Regions from separate parts of the Homo sapiens genome. Here all the other regions are linked to region 1. Evidence: chromatin contacts called from ENCODE Hi-C or POLR2A ChIA-PET data. All regions are on one chromosome and are shown on one strand. The core of a region is the stretch at or near the end of the contact, and the rest is flanking DNA. Distances in the headings are between cores, read along the strand shown. Region 1 holds the start of ZSCAN18 (zinc finger and SCAN domain containing 18). Region 2 holds the start of LINC02560 (long intergenic non-protein coding RNA 2560). Region 3 holds the start of ZNF837 (zinc finger protein 837).

Region 1 (2,593 bases), core at 36-2,535:
GGCCTAGGCTCCCCGAAAACCCGAGGCCAGAAATACCCAGGAAGTCACAGATTCAAGCATCATGCACAGAAAACAGCAACTCGATGCGACACGTGGTCCCGCTCTGACTCCAGGGCAGGAAACCATCCGCAGGACATGATGGGATGGGGGAAGTGAAATGGAACCGAGGAGGTGACATGGAACCAAGTGACTGTGCCACTCAGCCTCGCCCAGGAGTCAGCAAGGACACAGGCGAATATATGGGAAAGTGGAAGGAGGGCAGACAGAAATGGGGGAAGCGGGGAGGGAAGGTAGCAGGGAGAGAGAAGACAGGAGAGGAAGGAGCAAGAGCAGGGAAAGCCAGATAGTCTGGACGGGGGTAGAGGGGGATTGGGAAAAGGAAGGAGCCCAGGAGGGTGAGAGAAAGGAAATGGGGAAGGAGTGATGGGAGGGTGAGTCAGGCCCCCACCCCAACCCCCTGGGTCAGGACCGAAGCCAGTACACCCACTCTTGCCTCTTCCACGAGAGAGGTCTCCGGGGTGGGCGCAGACACCTAACTCAAACAGAACCCACCCCCAGGTGACTGGGGAGAGGCGAGATATTCCAAGGGTGGGGGCAGCAGAGACAATGCCCATTCTAGGCACCCCTTTGGTCCCCGCACCCTCCATCCCTTCCCTGCTCCAGCCCCTGGGGCCACAGCCTGCCCAGCGTCCCCCCACCACGGACACCCTCACATCCTCACACCCTCAGCCCCCACTTCCTCCCCTCCTCTTCCCTTCAGGAGCCTCCCCCTCCCTTCTCTTCCCCACTCAGGAGCCTCCCCCTCCCCCTTTTCGCCCCCCTCAGGAGCCTTCCCCTCCCCCCTTTCTCCCCCATCAGGAGCCTCCCCCTCCCTCATCTCTCCCCCATCAGGAGCCGCCCCTTCCTGTTCTCCCACCCACAGGGTGCCCTAAGCGCCTCCCCTCCACGAGCCTACACGGGGTGGGGGTTGCACTAGTTCCCTACCTGCCTGCAGGGCCCCTCACCGATCTGGATCTCAGCCACCTCCGGGGGGACCCGGCCCCTGCCCCGCACTCCACGCGAAGGGATGCCAGACCCTCGGCCTCCTGGACGCACAGCGGGGGCTCGCACCCCAACCCCGGGAACACCCTGGCCCCTTTCCCTAACGCTGCCCACTGAGGCGTCCTCACCGTCTACCCTGTTGGGGTCGCTCTCTGACCCCCGCGCTGCATCCCCGGGACCGACCCACCTGCTGCGCAGCTACCCCAGGCCGGTCCCAGCCGCCCGGAGCCCCAGTGCGCGATGGCGGCCGGCAAACTGCGCCTGCGCACTGGGCCTCACCGCGGACTACGACTCCCACAATGCCGCGAGGCTGTGCCGCGCACCGGGGCGAGCAAGGGAGCCGTGACAGGTGACAGTGCGCATGGCCAATCAGACGCGAGTGTGGCCTCCCGGCGTCCCGCCCACTCCGGCGCCTGCGTCATTTTGGGCACCATGGCAACGAAGTAAACAAGCGGGTAAATAATAGACCCCTGACAGCCAGAGACCCGGAGAAACAAAGACGGTGAGAAACGGAGAAACAAAGACAAAAAGACGCGCAGACCGGGAGGGAGAGAAGCATGAAGGCCCACAGACGCTCGGGGGCAGACCAAGACGCCCTGGGGTCCCCGAAACAGAGATGTACAGAGTCGGACACGGAAAGGGAGAGACCAGCTCACGGTTAAGAAAGGAGGGAGACCAGCCCAGGATCAAGAAAGGGAAAGACCAGCATGGGCTCAAGAAAAGAAAGAGACCAGCTCAGGCTCAGGAAAAGAGAGAGACCCAGAGAAAAGGAGCACTCGAGGCTGAGACAGATCTGGACAGAGATACAGAGACAGGGACCAGCAGACCCAGTACTGGGGAGACAAGAGGTGGAGACCCAGAGACACTGATGCGCTAAAATGGGTTCTACAGTTTCAAGGAGTGGATAGAACTCAAAGATTACCCACCCCAGGGATTCAGGAGCTGCTGAAATGAGGGAAATGTGAGTGGCAGCTGGGGTGAGGGCTTTGGCAAAGCCCCATATAAATGTAGCCCCCCTGGAAGGCAGGATAGGGCCAGGAGCTGCTTCCCATTTCAGTTTTCCAGATAGAGGCGCTTATGAGGATGCCATTTTGGTCGTTTTTGTGTGAACTGATTTTTAAAATGTATATCTGAACAGTTTATATATTTTAAATTTACATACACCACACATTTTGGTATTCAGTTTTATGAATTTTAACTCATATCCACCAACAAACTCGGGACAAAGAATAGCTCCACTGCCCAAAAATCCTCCTGCTGCCTCTTGGTAGTCACTCCCTCCCCACCCATAACCCCAGGAACAGCTAATCTAAGTAGTCCACTGCTACAATTTTGCCTTCACAGTGTCATATAAGTGGGATCATACAGTATGTGGCCTCTTCAGATTGGCTTTTTCACTGAACATAATTCCTTTGAGAGGCATTGAAGTAGTATGTATCAACAGTTCATTCCATTTTATTGAGAAGTAGTATTCTATGGTATATAGCAGTTTAAACCTTCTCCCACTGAGAGATATTAGGATCGTTTTAAGTATTTTGCTATTAAAAATAAA
Region 2 (2,593 bases), core at 58-2,557, 300 kb after region 1:
TATTTTTGAAACAGAGTCTCACTCTGTCGCCCGAGCTGGAGTGGAGTGGTATGATCTCGGCTTACTGCAACCTCCGCTTCCCGGGTTCAAGCGATTCTCCTGCCTTAGGCTCCCAAGTAGCTGGGATTACAGGCGCCCGCCACCATGCCTGGCTAATTTTTGTATTTTTAGTAGAGACGGGGTTTCACCATGTTGGCCAGGCTGATCTCAAACTCCCGGCCTCGTGATTTGCCTGCCTTGCCCTCCCAAAGTGCTGGGATTACAGGCCTGAGCCACCGCAGCCGGCCTTATTTCATTTATTTATTTATTTTTTTGAGACAGAGTCTCGCTCTGTAGCCCAGGCTAGAGTGCAGTGGCGCAACCTCGGTTCACTGCAACCTCTGCCTCCTAGGTTCAAATCATTCTCCTGCCTCAGTCTCCCAAGTAGCTGATATTACAGGCGCCCGCCACCACACCCGGCTTTTTGTATTTGTAATAGAGACGGGGTTTCACCATGTTGGCCAGGCTGGTCTTGAACTCTTGGTCTCAAGTAATCTACCCACCTCAGCCTCCCAAAGTGCTGGGATTACAGGCATGGGCCACCATGCCTGGCTAAACACACACTTCTTATCTTGCAGTTCTGCAGTCCAGAAGTCAACGATCAGTTTCACTGGGCTAAAGTTGAGTTGCCCATAGGGCTAGTTCTTTCTAGAGGCTCTAAGAGAGAATTCATTTCATTAGTTTTTCCAGCTTCTAGGGCTGCATTCCTTGGCTCCTGGCTCCTTCAAAGCCAGCAGTGCAGCATCTTCAGATCTCTCTGACCCTCCTACCTCCCTCTTTCACTTATAAGGACACTACAAGTACATAGCGCCCACCCGAATAATCCAAGATAGTCTCCCCATCTCATGATCATTAATTTAATCACACCTGCAAAGTCCATTTTGTGGTGTCAGGTAAAAGATTCACAAGTTCCAGGGATTCAGACCGGGATATCTTTGGAGGCCATTATTCTGCCTACCATAGGGTCTCAGAGATCCTCCTCATTGCTTCCCTCTCCCACCCAACCTAGGGGAGTGGGGGTGTGCAATGGTATTTCTGACCCAGACAGGCCAAGCAGGGGAGTCAGAAAGGGGCCCTTGCCTGGTGTTGCACAGAAGAGGGAGAGGATGTTCTGTGCCTGAGGGTAGACCAGGAAGGCTGCCTGGAGGAGGGAGCTGTATCCTAAAGGATGCTCAGGAGCTGGCATTGAGGCCAGTGGCATAGCCTGCACAAATACAGGAGGACCTGGGGAGGCCAGGGGTGGGGCTGGGGGTATTGGGTGGGGCTGGCCGCATTCTCCGTCTTAACCAGCTCGCTCCTAGGTGCTTTTGTGGCTTCTGCACTCTACCAGCTTGGAGCCAGGGGCCTCATTCTCTCTTGCAGTAAAATGAGGCTGATGACTGAGCCTAGGAGTTGCTGGGCATCTGGTCTGCTGATTACCACCTTGGTGCCCAATGTCTGCCTGCCTATCCACTGCTTTCAAACAAAGAGGCTGCCTGACACCACCCAGGGGGACGCCTCCCACCCTTGCCCAGCCTCAGCCAATCTCCTCTTTCTCTTCTTCAGAGCTGGAGTTGTGCCCTCCTATCCTCTCTCTGCCCACCCCATCACTGCTGTACACCCTGCCCCTTGGCACTTCGGCCCCGGACTTGCTCCTCCTGGCAGGCCTGGGTGCTTGTGAAGCCGGGTGCCAGAGGGCCCAGCACGGCACGGCCTTTGATTCTGTTTTCTGTAAATCGACGACAATAAATTCTCTTTTTCCTTCATCCACAAGTGTTTACTGAGCGCCTTCTGTGTACCAGGCCGCACCAGGGTGCGGAGCAAAGACCAACCTCAGGGAGCAGATGAGGTCCAGGCGGCTGAACCAACCGAACCATGGTTCTGGTAGCACTGCCTCCCCCGCCACCCTCAGGGGGCCCTGCTCCCCAAGCCCTTCCCAAATCCTGCCGTCCAGCTCTCCTCCCCACCTTGCAGGAGGGACGCCAGGGCCCGGTTTTCGGGTTCCGCCATTCTTTCCTCAATGAGGGTCGGAGAGGTCCCTGCCCACGCCAGACCCGTCCCCGGCCGTCGCGGCACCCTCTTGTGATCAGGCGGAGGGACCAAGGGCCAAGAGCGGGGCTTCGCCGGACGCTGGGAGCGTCACTGTCCAGACTGACAGATGGGGAAACTGAGGCTGACCAGCTGGGCAGGGCGTGCATACGAATCTGGGTCCTGGAAGCGTTCTGCAAGATCCCTTCTCACCTCAACCGCACGTGCTGGCATCCTTGGGTTTCCCTCCTTCCCCAGATCACAGCCGCACTTCTCTCCTCCGCCCTCATAGTCACGGCCCTGCCTTCTCCCTCCTCTTGCCCCGGGCGGGCCCCGCCCAGAATGCGGAGAGGCCTTCGAGGAAGCGCGGACCAATCGGAGGCCCTATGTAGGGCTGAAGAGGCGGGACTCTGGTCGCCATAACAACTCATCACGCCTGTGCTGCGCGCGCGCGTCGCCTTAGTGCCGCAGCCCTATTACGTGAGGTAGGGAAGGCGCGCCAGACTCGACGGCCAATCAGGGACCCGAGGGCGATGTTGCCATGACG
Region 3 (2,593 bases), core at 57-2,556, 280 kb after region 1:
GCTGAGCCCTGCAGAACTGCAGAGCAACAGCACACACAGGAAAGCTAGTGAGGTTCAACATCCTCATGGAGGTTGCACACGGCACAATGAGGTCTTATTTGCCCAAGAGAATGTGCAGGGAAGTCGCCAGGCACGGTGGTGCATGCCTGTAATCCCAGCTACTCGGGAGGCTGAGGCTGGAGAATCGCTTGAACCCGGGAGGCGGAGGTTGCAGTGAGCCGAGATCGCGCCACTGCACTCCAGCCTGGGCAACAAGAGCGAAACTCCGTCTCAAAACAACAACAACAACAACAACAACAAAAACAGAATGTGCAGGGAAGTCAACGTTGGTGGCTCTGAGGTGTGGAGGACACAGGCTAGTGCCCAGCTCAGCGTGGCTCCACCTCTCTGAGCCACAGACCAACCTCACCCACACTGACAGTCCCAGGGGACACAGACTCTAGCCCCTATGTCCAATTCTACACTGTGCACGCAATGGGAAGAACAGTGCATCATGCACTGTACAGCAGAAGAAATGTCCTCTGAGTGCAGGCACAGCTCCCTTCTGTGTCTGTCCTCCCGACAGTGCCTCCACCCTCAAGGATTAGCAAGCTTCAACCCTCGCAGGACATCCACTGTGTCAGGGCCAAACGGTGCTGCATCCTGCTCTAATAGTGAGTGAAGGAGGGGACCGCAGACAAGAAGAAATGAACAAGAGACCGTTTAAGAGAGAAAAAGACGTGAAGAACATCAGACAGGGAGCAGCGCGAGGGCGCCAGGGAGGGAGGCAGCGGATTCTTCGGGCCTCTGTGAAGAGGGGGCATGAAACCGGTCTGCAGACAAGGAAAGAGCAAAGTGCAAAGGCCAGGATGCGGGGGCAGAGACGGTAGGGAGGCCGGCGTCGGCCTCGGCTAGCAGGTGGGCTTGACTCCGAGAGCCGCAGGCCGCCAGGATGGGTCCCGGGCCTGGAGCCTCCCCTCGCGGGCTTCAATGACACCCAGCACGGAAACGCGGGGGCCAGAACTACAGAAGCCCGTCCCGCCCGGAACTCAAGGTCGCGAGTGCTGTGTGGCCGGTCCGGACCCGGAGCGCGAGGACCGGAAGTGCGCGGCGTCACGCCTCTGCCCCGGACCCCGCGCGCGGAGGTGGAGAGGGGACTGGGGTGGTGGCCGCGCTATGCGCCGGGAGGTCCCCGCCTCGCAGGCCGAGGTTGCGGGTCCGCGCAGAATGCCACTTACTCTCTGGAGGCGGCCCGCACGGGTCCCTGGTCCCCGCCCCGCATGCAGCGCGGAGCCGTCCTCCCGCCACCTCCGGGCCGCCGCGGCACTGAGGGACCCGGGCCACAGCAAGCGCAGGCGGGAACCCGCGCGGGGACTGCTGGGAAACGTAGTCCCGTCATGTCCCGCTTTGACGCTGCGGAGAAAGCGGTGTAGGGAGAGGCTTGGGCTTCGGTTATCATAGAAACAGAGGCCGGCTACACCTAAAAGGCGGGGCGTGGACCTAAGTCGTCGCCAAAGAAACGGCGTTCTGGACGGGGACGTAGGGTCCCGCCCATTCCTTCTCGTGAAAGCGGGTGACTGGTCATGATTATGATTGATAGCCTCCTCTCCCAATCTGATTTCTAAGAGGTCCCAACCCGGAACCGACTTGCGGTTCGCAGGCTCCCCTCGGGTGGGAGAGTTGGGCTGGGAAGCACCTGGGGAGCTCTGAAGTGTCTTGGTGAGCGCGTTGCGAGTCAGACCGATAACATCAGAATCTGGGACTGGGCCCGAGCATATGCGCGTCAAAACTCCTCAGTTAAGTCTATTTTTTTGTATTTTTTTTGGTTTGCTTTTTTGAGACGGGGTCTCGCTCTGTCGCCCAGGCTAATGCAGTGACACCATCACGGTTCACTGCAGCCTCGACCTCCTGAGCTCAAGCGATCCTCCTACTTCAGCCTCCAGAGTAGCTGTTAACAGGGGCGCGCGCCACCACGCCCGGCTAATTTTCTTTCTTCTCTCCCTCCCCCTCCTTCTCCCCCTCCCTTCCTCCTCCCACTATGTCGCCCAGGCTGGTCTCGAACTCCTGTACTGAAGCGACCCTCCCACCTCACCCTCCCGAATAGCTGGGACTATAGGTGGGAGCCACCATGCCTGGATAGTTTTTTTATTTTTATTTATTTATTTATTTTAGAGATAGGGTCTCCATATGTTGCCCAGACTGGTCTGGAACTCCTGGGCTCAAGCGATCCTCGTGTCTCAGCCTTCCAGAGTGCTGGGAGTACAGGCTTGAGCCACTGCGCCAGGCCCCTAGTCCGGCTCCTAGTTGATTCTAACACGTGCGGCCCCATTGGGGAACCACAGCCTCCCCAGCCCCTTTGGGTGTTGCTGACTCTACGGGCCCTCCCAGGTAGGATGAACTGGTCACGCCTCCTACCCATTTGTAACCCCCAGCTCTTGCCCCCATCTATTGTGTGGCTCCTGCCCTCAATAGGGACATCTAATTTTGTTGGCCAGTCCAGCACATATATTGCATGTAACGACCCAGTTTGCCCCACCTTTCTGCCTCCACTGCATCTGCTTCAGGGATGCTGGGACTGTTCCACTCCCTTTCTCCATCCTTTGGGTGTCTGCAC

Evidence for each region. A loop is a pair of places that touch in the nucleus more often than their neighbours do. ChIA-PET counts read pairs that join two places held with the same protein, here RNA polymerase II (POLR2A). Pooled maps may share reads with other maps.
Region 2: a loop to region 1 is called in a pooled map, with 10 times the contacts of the local background. The contact joins the promoter of LINC02560 here to the promoter of ZSCAN18 in region 1. A Hi-C loop is called at or near these places in 1 of 168 maps with a recorded cell type or tissue (naive thymus-derived CD4-positive, alpha-beta T cell) and 9 of 50 pooled maps.
Region 3: a map with no recorded cell type shows a loop between it and region 1 (11-fold over the local background). The contact joins the promoter of ZNF837 here to the promoter of ZSCAN18 in region 1. A Hi-C loop is called at or near these places in 2 of 37 single-sample maps with no recorded cell type and 9 of 50 pooled maps. POLR2A ChIA-PET finds 5 or more read pairs at or near these places in 1 of 52 experiments (H1).

What each region holds. Positions count from the first base shown.
Region 1 is chr19:58,096,946-58,099,538 of GRCh38, forward strand. ZSCAN18 (zinc finger and SCAN domain containing 18) reads right to left here and starts at 1,286. Exons shown (of 7, transcript NM_001145543.2): 1 at 1,229-1,286.
Region 2 is chr19:58,398,896-58,401,488 of GRCh38, forward strand. LINC02560 (long intergenic non-protein coding RNA 2560) reads left to right here and starts at 1,308. Exons shown (of 1, transcript NR_149054.1): 1 at 1,308-1,784. RefSeq lists an enhancer at 2,315-2,593.
Region 3 is chr19:58,379,724-58,382,316 of GRCh38, forward strand. It overlaps ZNF837 (zinc finger protein 837), which reads right to left and starts at 1,307. Exons shown (of 3, transcript NM_138466.2): 1 at 1,218-1,307. RefSeq lists enhancers at 31-572, 389-618, 573-1,114, 649-708 and a silencer at 1,059-1,568.